3 separate regions of the Homo sapiens genome follow, and all the other regions are linked to region 2. A link is a contact called in ENCODE Hi-C or POLR2A ChIA-PET data. All regions are on one chromosome and are shown on one strand. The core of a region is the stretch at or near the end of the contact, and the rest is flanking DNA. Distances in the headings are between cores, read along the strand shown.

Region 1 (3,062 bases), core at 462-2,961, 4.9 Mb before region 2:
GGACTATCTGTGGGAAAAGTTTGTGGACAAAACGAAATGTAAATGCAAAGGTTGGAACTGGGCCCACTGGGCAACAGCAAGGACATGGTGAGACTGCAGAGGAGGGAACAGGCAAGTAGCAGATGAGGTCAGAAAGGTAAAGGGGCCAGGTCTTCAAGGGCCTTAGAGTTTTTGTATTGACTTTGTTTATCCTCTGGGTGAGATGTAGATGCTGGAAGTTTTGAGAAAAGAGACATGCTCTGTACTCATGTCTTAGAAGGATACTGGGGCTGCTGGGAATAAAGGATGTTGGAGTAAGGACAGAGAAGCAAGAAAGAAGCATTTAGGAGAGCCTACCAATAAGCCAGGTGGGACGTGCTGCAGGCTGGGACCAGGGTCGTAGCAGAGCAAGTGCAGAAGTCCTAGGATTCTGAGGTGGAGCCAATAGAAAGCTATGGGCTGATGTGGAGAGTGAGAAGACAGCATAACCAAGTTTACCGATATTTACTGAGATAGAGAAGGCTGAGGAAGGAGCAAGTTTGGCCTGGAATATCAGAAGCTCAGTTTGGAGAGGTAGAAAGCAAACTTCAAATGAACGCTCTGCAGGAAAACAGAAGAAATTTGAACTTCCCGATAGCCCTCTTCAAGGACCACTCCAAGAAAGGGAAAAGGCAGATTTTAGTATCCTCTGCTTACCAGGGGCCTTGGGCAGTTACGTTTTTGAAGCACTAATAGCGCCGTTTGTTCCCATTCTAAATGCTCAAAGTGCTTTCTCGCTTTCTCAGGGTTTGCTTTTTTTTTTTTTTTTTTCTTTTGAGACGGAGTCTCCCTCTGTTGCCCAGGCTGGAGTGTAGTGGCACGATCTCGGCTCACTGCAACCTCTGCCTCCTGGGTTCAAGCGATTCTCCTGCCTCAGCCCCCGGAGTAGCTGGCATTACGGGCGCCCGCCACTATGCCAGCTAAATTTTGTATCTTAGTAGAGACAGGGGTTTCACCATGTTGGCCAGGCTGGTCTCGAACTCCTGACCTCAAGCGATCCGCCCGCCTGGGCCTCCCAAAGTGCTGGGATTACAAGCATGAGCCACCGCACCTGGACAGGGTTTGCTTTTATCCCTTTGTCTCCCTCTGGCTTCCAAGCTGACAGGTACACTTTTTTCCCCCATCTGCGAATGTACTCATCTGATCCCATAAGCCGCCTCCACTTTCTAATTCCCTGGAAGCTTGGAGGCCGGAGAAACAAGCGAATTACAATCGTGTGGAGGCTCAGCGAGCTGCTGGCGCCACAGGCATCTGTCAGGTGCTGGCCTGACTTCCTGGTTCTGGGGAAAAGAGACTTCATTTCGCAGTCGGGTTCACGGAATCCAGGGCCTGAGAGGTGAGAAACTTGAGGTCCGACTGCGCCCCAGAACAGCTGGGTGACGTCCCTCCAAGCCTCAGGCTCTTCCTCAGGGCCGACGAACTTCTTGATTACCGGGGACCTACCCAAGTCTTTCTTCTGGAGTAAGCTCTGTCAAAGGAACCCACTTCCTCTCTAACTTTTCTCACGGATGATAAAGAGATTTCCGTTCCGCAGCCGACCCCAGCAACCCTGGGGCAGAGGTGCCGAGGCCTGGAAGCGGACCTCGGACGACGTTTGACCGAGGCATTAAGGCGGGGAATGCCTTACCTGCCCGGGCGCGGGCTGCTGAAGCCGGCGACAGAAGAACCAGCCGAACTAGGAAGCGCCGCGAAGGGGCGGGGCCTGCCGGGTTGGCCCCGCCCCACTTCCCCGATGGGCTTCATCTTGGCGCCTCCAGGCGGCTCCACAAAGTGAGAAACTCCACGTATTGCGTAGGGCGCGTCTTTACGTGGGCGCCTGCCCCTTTAATTACGCCCCTGTCGGAGGCTGAAACACTTAAGGCTTCCGGGCATGCGCACAGCGTTGTGCAAATGAATGCCTTCCACTGAACCGAGGTAGACGGGGTCGAGTTTCTTGCGCGATGGTGGGCTTGTATGTGTGTGTGTGTGTGTGTGTGTGGGGGGGGGGGGTGACGAGGTTGGCATTGAGGATCCATACCCTTTGCGCCCAAAGAAAGGTGACGTGGACTAGTGTCGTGCCTTTGGACAGGCAGAGTAAGAGGAGGGAGAAGAAACAGGTAGAGCTGCTGGCCTTGTCGGGGACACCTTTGGACGTGCTGGAGGGCAACGACGCCCTAGTTTTCTGTGAAGTTAAGTAGCTTCTGCAGGACTGGGTTCAGTATTTCTAGTACCTTCTCAGGATCCCTCCTCCGCCAACGAATTCCTCAACCACGGGCCAAGCAAACTACTCCCCCGCCCACTGTCAGCAGCAGTCTCTGTTGAATGGGAATACTGCACCTTCAGGCTTAACGCCACGTGGGCTCCTTTGCTGTCCTCCAGGTCAGTTCCACTCTTCTACCAGGATGCTGGAATTACATTCTCCCCAAGTTTCCCTACCTGTTTCACTTGCTTAGAATGTCTGTCTTCCTCCTTTTTTCTGGGAGAAAGAAAAGATCATTATTCTTTCAGGGCCAATCCCTACAGCTATGTTCTTGACCATGCTGTTTTGTTTTTGAACTCCTCTAACTGTTACTCCATCGGATACATCTTGCTCATTTCCATCAGAATCATCTTACAATTCCAAAAGCATGTTTTGGAATTGTGTCACTTTTCTACTCAAACACTAACAGTAGCCATCCATTGACCACCCAATAGATTCTAAGTCCTTGTCAGGGCATTCAACATCTTCCATAATCTGGTACTAACTCAGCTACATTTTCCAGCACTGTAGTCTCCCTGCATTCCCATCCCCACTGCTCTGTATCTGGACTGCTTGTTTTTCTTGCACACATTGCATGTTTTGTTTGTACATTACTTGTGAGGTCTCTGCCTCATTTCTATCTCTTGAACTATGGAGGACTTAGATGGCCACTTCTTGCATTATGCCTCTTCTAATTATCTTCCACTTCATTCCTACAGCTCTTATTTTGTACTAGTTATTTCATTTATTTAACAATAGTATTTATTGCAGACCTACCATGTGCTTGACACTGTTCAAAATGTGTGATCATCAGTAGTAAATAAGG
Region 2 (3,045 bases), core at 32-2,531:
GGAGCGTTAAATCGGACGGACACCCGCCCCCTCTCCACCCTCTGCCTTCCAGCTGCGCCGCATCCTGTTCTCCGTCGCCGCCTGGTGGCGAGCTCCCGGGACCCGCAGGCGCTCGGGTGAGGCAGGAGGGAAGGCGCGGGGAACAAAGGTCCCTGCAGTGGAGGGGCGCCTCGTCTACCTCCGGATGCTTTTGCCACGACTCCGTCTTGGCACCAGTCTTGCTGCCCTGGAATGCAGTTTCCCAAACGCAGCGCTCACTCTGACTCCTCTCTGCTTTTATCCGTCAGGTCTCAGTTCTTGCGGGTGGGAGTCGGCTGAAGGAGCTGCGTTATATGGTTGTGACATCACCCTCCCCGGCCCCCATTTTCAGGTCAGAACTTTCATGCCTTTGGAAACGAGGGACCCAGAAGAGCCCTTACTGTAGGAGGAATGTCGCCGTTAGACCTCTAAGCTCCGAAGAACCAAGGGGAGACAGAATCCAGATTGCTTCCTTAAATCCCAAGTAGTATTGTTTTTTCCACCTTAGAGTCCGCCCCCCCGCCCCCACTTGTCCCATATATTGATCGGCCACTTTGCCACCGTGTTCCAAGGTTGGAGAGCGTCACAATGCCCCACCGTCCCCAACTCTCAAGTGGCCGACAGTGGGCAGTCCAGAAGCTGGGACCAGACTCATCTGCCCGAGGGCACAGTAGGAGGGACGGAGGGATCTCCCAAGAGCTCCGAGGGCGAGGTGAGAACCAATTGTGGGGAGGGGGACCTTATAACGGGGCAGTTAGGAACGGGCAGAGGTGCCCCCACCTCCAGCTTTCAACTCAGGCGAGGAAACTTCGAGACCTTCCCGTCCACACCTGATTGACAGAAGGAAGCTGTCGCGGCCCAGGAGGCGAGTGTGGGTGTGCAGAGGTGGAGACAAAACCTAAAAGCACGCAGAGCCGGCGAGGGCTTGCGGTCCTGGACGGTAGGGGTCTGCGTCTGGTGCCACCTTCTCCATCAGGCTGCTTGCTGGGTCCACCAAGCCTGACCCCTCCAGCCAGGAGGGGATCACGGAGTGTGTCCCCCGCCCGGGCTGCTGCCTGCCGGAAGGGGGCTGGGAAACCGGGATCCCCGCGCGCCACTTGCCTGGCAGCGTCAGTTTCACCCAGGACTGGCTAGCGGTTCCCTCGTGGCTCTGCGCGGAGGTCCGCCTCCTCCCTTCCCTCCCCCATCCCGCGCGCTGCCTCCGCCTCCTTCTTCTGCCTCCACCCTCAACCCCCATCCCCGCCTGACGGGAGCTAGCCCTCAGTCCGCCCGAGCTGTGGTTGTGGGCGCCGGACAAGTCCAAGGCGCCTCCTCCCAATATGGACAGCCGCTACAACAGCACTGCGGGCATCGGGGACTTGAACCAGCTGAGCGCTGCCATCCCGGCCACGCGGGTGGAGGTGTCCGTGTCCTGCAGGTGAGGACGCAGCCCTTCCCCTCTCTCCTGCCCTCTCATCTGTGGGGTTGGTAGCACTTGGAGAGCGCTCGGGGTACCACGAGGCTTTGCGCAGGCAAGAAGTTGCGCCATGAGTGGGAAATATCTCAGTAGTGGGGCTGGAGTTACCCCGGGTCAGGTGACACAGGGGAGCGGGAATTAGAAGCGGTGGGCTCCGGGACTGAGACTTTGTATTTTCTTTCTGGGAAACGCTGTAAAAGTTGGCTGGGCTGTGACTCAGCTGTGGGAACACCGGCCGCCGCCCACTTTACAAGCCGGTTTTCCGCCCCAAACCCGGGCTGGATGGTTGGGTGATGACCGGAATCGAAGGGGACAGCACTGCCAAAAGCTCTTGTGACCGCTGCACGCTTAGGCCCGGGACTTCCTCTGCTAGGCGTGTGCAAACCTGCTGTTGCTAGGGTTGGCTCCAACCCCGGCAGCTTCCTCCCCACCCACTTCCTGGAGCCTTCCAGCTTGCTTCTCCCCGACCCTTCCGGGCTTTTTGCCTTTTGCCTGATAGGTAGAGATTTCGGCCCTCCTTGCAGACGAATCTATGCCTTACCTAAGATCTGGGAAGTCACGACTTTTGTTTTGATTTGTTTTCGGGCCCACATCTGAGTGCTTGTAAAAACTGACTCTCGGCCGGGCGCAGTGGCTCAGTACAGTTTATACGCCTGTATTCCCAGCACTTTGGGAGGCCAAGGCGGGTGGATCACGAGGTCAGGAGTTCGAGACCAGCCTGGCCAATATGGTGAAACTCCGTCTCTACTAAAAATGCAAAAATTAGCCGGACGTGGTGGCACGCGCCTGTAGTCCCAGCTACTCGGGAGACTGAGACAGGAGAATCGCTTGAACCCGGGATGTGGATGTTGCAATGAGCTGAGATCTTGCCATTGCACTCCAGCCTGGGCGACAGCGCAAGACTCCATCTCAAAAAAAAAAAAAAAACAAAAAAAAACTGACTTTCAACCCTGTCCAGAGACTGTAAATTGCAAACTCGTTGTCCTGACCTTTCGGTTAGTTGCCCTGTAAATAAAGCAGCATCACCGCTATATCATAGATGATTTTGAGAAGGAGATGAGCGATGGTGCTAAATTGGTACTGGCCACTAATTTGCGAATTAATATTGACCCTGGAGCCCACTCCCTTGTTTGCATAATTGGGTCTGTCTCACTGGAAAACTGGCTCCTCATTTATCCATTTTTGCCCTAAGATTGTTTTTATGCCCTCACATCCTCCCTTTCCTTTCCTTAGCAAACTTGCCTTGAAGATATCTAACAAATTTGGGTGATCTTGATGTAAATAAGTTTAAAATTCCATCAATCTTGACTTTGCATTTTCACAAACTGAGCCTAAAGCCAAAGGAATTCTTTTCTGGGGGTGAAAATTCGAGCACCAGCAACCGTAGTAGAAGTATTATTTGAGGGTAGGGGACAGCCTTTATCTAGCCCTGAAACTATATCACCTGATTGTTTGCCGCCTCTTAAGACTGATCTGGGACTATGGAAATAATCATGCTGATAATGATAGCTATCATTAAGCTCTTGCCTCATTGCTGTCACTGCTTTAAGTGCTGCCTGAGATTTTTCTGT
Region 3 (2,976 bases), core at 477-2,976, 4.9 Mb before region 2:
AAAGTAGGTCTAGGGGTCCTCTGAACAGAGAAAACTCTCCATTGAAATGGCAAAATATTTATGAGCCGGAGCACATTATAAAATTAAAATATAATCACTACTATATCCTTTAAAAATGTTTAGACCTCCTTTTCAGTGATTTGTTTGCAATAAGGAATTGCCAGCCCGGAGCAGTGGCTCACACCTGTAATGTCCGCATTTCTGGAGGCCAAGGCGGGCGGATCACGAAGTCAAGAGTTCGAGACCAGCCTGACCAACATGGTGAAACCCCATCTCTACTAAAAATACAAAAATTAGCCAGGCATGGTGGCGCGCGCCTGTAATCCCAGCTACTCAGGAGGCCGAGGCAGGAGAATCCCTTGAACCCGGGAGGCGGAGGTTGCAGTGAGCTGGAAATCATGGCACTGCACTCCAGCCTGAGCGACAGAGCCCGACTCCATGAAAGAAAGAAAGACAGAAATTAAAGAAAAGAAAAGAAATTGCCATGATCATATTCCAAACACAATGCCAAAGAAAAACACATTTAATGAATTAAATAGAATTCATGTGAAAAGTTTATTTTTTAATGACAGCTTAAAGAAACTTAGATAAAACTGACAAGAGCCAGTTTCTCATCACACGGATCAGATGGAGGGTGGAATAGGAGGGATAAATGCCTGAGACAAAATGTCAAAATCCATAATTACTTTTAAACTATAAAGACTTGGGGGATAAAAGAAAGTATATCCATGGTCAAATGTCAATACTTTACAAAAAAAAATGGGGTTTACAGGGATTCAACTACTTTTATATTCAATAAATTGGAAGACCTTGTTTCTGAAGCCAAAACAAAACCCTGTAGCTTCCTAGAAGTCCTTCCTTGGATTTCAGACAATACATCATTTATAATTGGGGGCAATACATACCCTTATATTCAACATACTTTTACTCATTTTTTTTCCTTTTTGGTTCCTGATAAGCATGTGATGTTTACTCCCGTGTCTCTCTCTCTCTCACACACGCACACCCACACACACATACACATACTTCATTGTTCCACAGAGGGTAGAACACACTTGTGGGCCTGTGGCATTTTCAAAAATAGGAATGAAAAAAAATAGTTTTATTTAGTCACGATGAAGTTAGCAAACACCCAAACACCCAAGTCTTTGTTTTTTTCCCAAGAACAACACCTACGAACTGCAACCTGTTAATTTAATTAAGAAAAATAGGGCTTTTACTCAGTTCCTAGGCTAGGAATCGCTGAAGCAAGGAAAGTTCAAGGTCTGCTCTCCCGCCGTATCTCTGCACACACACTGGAGCCGGGAGTTTGAGGACTCCCACCAAGAGCCTTTCGCCCGGGAGTCTCCTCTGCCCTTAGCCAGAGGGCTGGCGCGTCCCCCCTCCCTCCTTGACACTTCACCCTGCCTCTTTGGCTGCCATCCCCAGGAAGGCAGGAGCAGAGGCGCCGGAGAATTCGGGGGCCGGGCCGGGGTTCCGCGGCTGCTTCCGCACTCGCGGGCAGTGACGAGGTGGCAGCCGGGACACGGGCGGCAGGGCCGGGAGGGCTCCGCTGCGGCTGGACCGAACGGCTGGGGAGGCTCGCCCAACGCCCGGGCCCACGTACTCACCCGAAGGGTCGCGCGGGGCGCGGGGCGACTGCACACGGGATTCGCGGTCGAGCACAGCCCTCGGCGCGCCGGCGGCCTCGCTGGGAAGCGCGGCGAGACGGGCCGGCGGCGTCGCTGCCGCTGCTGCTGTCACGGAGCTATAAATACCGGCTCGGCCCACACCCGCCGCCGCCTACGCCGGGCGCCCTCCGCGCCGGTGCTTCACCGCGCCGCGCTCCCGCCGCAAAGTCCGCGGCCGCGGGCCGGGCAACGCGAGCGCAAGGGCACCGGCGCCGCGCAGGTGACCGCGATCATGCCAGCTGTGTGCAACCTCTGCAGCTGGAGGCATGGCTTCTCCCCGCCCCTGCCCTCTCGCCCGCACCACGGGCTGACTCCAGCCCGCGGGCCGCGTGCGCCACGGGCCGAGCCTGCCCGGGCCGGCCCGCCTCTGCAGAGCGGCAGCTGCAGGCGAGGGACGGACTCAGGAACCTGGTGGGGGTTGGGGGGCGGCTGACAGAAAATCCACCATCCTGCAGGGAACCAATGAGGGTCCCACTGGAATGTCCTCGAAGAGCTACAAACTTTCGAAAGCAATCTCAGGTCGCAAAACATGATTTCTGTTTTTGTCTGTTGGTGGTGTGGGGATGTGGGGGTGGGGAGAGGCAGAGCCCATGAGGAGTATGAGAAGTCTTCCACTTACTTTCCAACCTGCCTGGTATCACACACACACACACACATATGCACACATACACACATTCATACACACATAGAGATGCACAAATACACTCATGCATACATATGTATACACACATAAGCACACGTATACACATGCATACACACATATGTACATCAGCACACATACTCATGTACAATTTTTAAAGTTTTTGCAGTCTGAGGCTCTCCGGAGCCTGTCATTCTATGATACCTAAATGATACCTCTGCGGCATAGGGCAGGAAGACCCTTTGACTACATCTGACCAATTCCTCTCTTCCTGAATGTAACCTCCTTTCCATCATGTATGTGTGGCCTCTGTTTCCTTCCACACCTAATAGCAACTGCTACCTCAGTTTACCGGTTGCTGAAAACGTGTTAACAGCTGCTATCCAGCATGCTAATATTTTGTGGTAATGGAAGTTATCACTAGTGTATATAATCAAATGGAAAATAGGATTTCTATATGCCCATATTAGCAAACTTATGAAGGCAGAGCTAGGCCCTCCCCTGTACTGGTAGCCTGATTCAGGAATGGGTGGATGGCAAGAGGGAGAACTGAGATGTCCGCGGATTTTAAGATGGGATGGAGAGAGCCATGCCCAAGTGCCATAGGGTAGTTTATCTGCATAGGCATAATTGGGAATTCACTGCCATACTTCCCACTAATTTGAC

The links. A loop is a pair of places that touch in the nucleus more often than their neighbours do. ChIA-PET counts read pairs that join two places held with the same protein, here RNA polymerase II (POLR2A). Pooled maps may share reads with other maps.
Region 1: a pooled map shows a loop between it and region 2 (12-fold over the local background). The contact joins the promoter of IRAK4 here to the promoter of CPNE8 in region 2. A Hi-C loop is called at or near these places in 7 of 50 pooled maps.
Region 3: a map of ascending aorta shows a loop between it and region 2 (8-fold over the local background). The contact joins the promoter of TMEM117 here to the promoter of CPNE8 in region 2. A Hi-C loop is called at or near these places in 1 of 168 maps with a recorded cell type or tissue (ascending aorta) and 1 of 50 pooled maps. POLR2A ChIA-PET finds 5 or more read pairs at or near these places in 1 of 52 experiments (Panc1).

Annotation. Positions count from the first base shown.
Region 1 is chr12:43,757,600-43,760,661 of GRCh38, reverse strand. IRAK4 (interleukin 1 receptor associated kinase 4) reads right to left here and starts at 1,711. Exons shown (of 12, transcript NM_016123.4): 1 at 1,646-1,711. PUS7L (pseudouridine synthase 7 like) reads left to right here and starts at 1,872. Exons shown (of 9, transcript NM_031292.5): 1 at 1,872-1,932. RefSeq lists enhancers at 1,005-1,064, 1,685-1,794, 2,135-2,184.
Region 2 is chr12:38,903,827-38,906,871 of GRCh38, reverse strand. It overlaps CPNE8 (copine 8), which reads left to right and starts at 1,281. Exons shown (of 20, transcript NM_153634.3): 1 at 1,281-1,435. The coding sequence starts at 1,338. It overlaps CPNE8-AS1 (CPNE8 antisense RNA 1), which reads right to left and starts at 1,160. Exons shown (of 2, transcript XR_007063275.1): 1 at 1-1,160. RefSeq lists a silencer at 1,127-1,296.
Region 3 is chr12:43,834,831-43,837,806 of GRCh38, reverse strand. It overlaps TMEM117 (transmembrane protein 117), which reads right to left and starts at 1,726. Exons shown (of 8, transcript NM_032256.3): 1 at 1,611-1,726. RefSeq lists silencers at 1,253-1,485, 1,472-1,911, 1,942-2,051.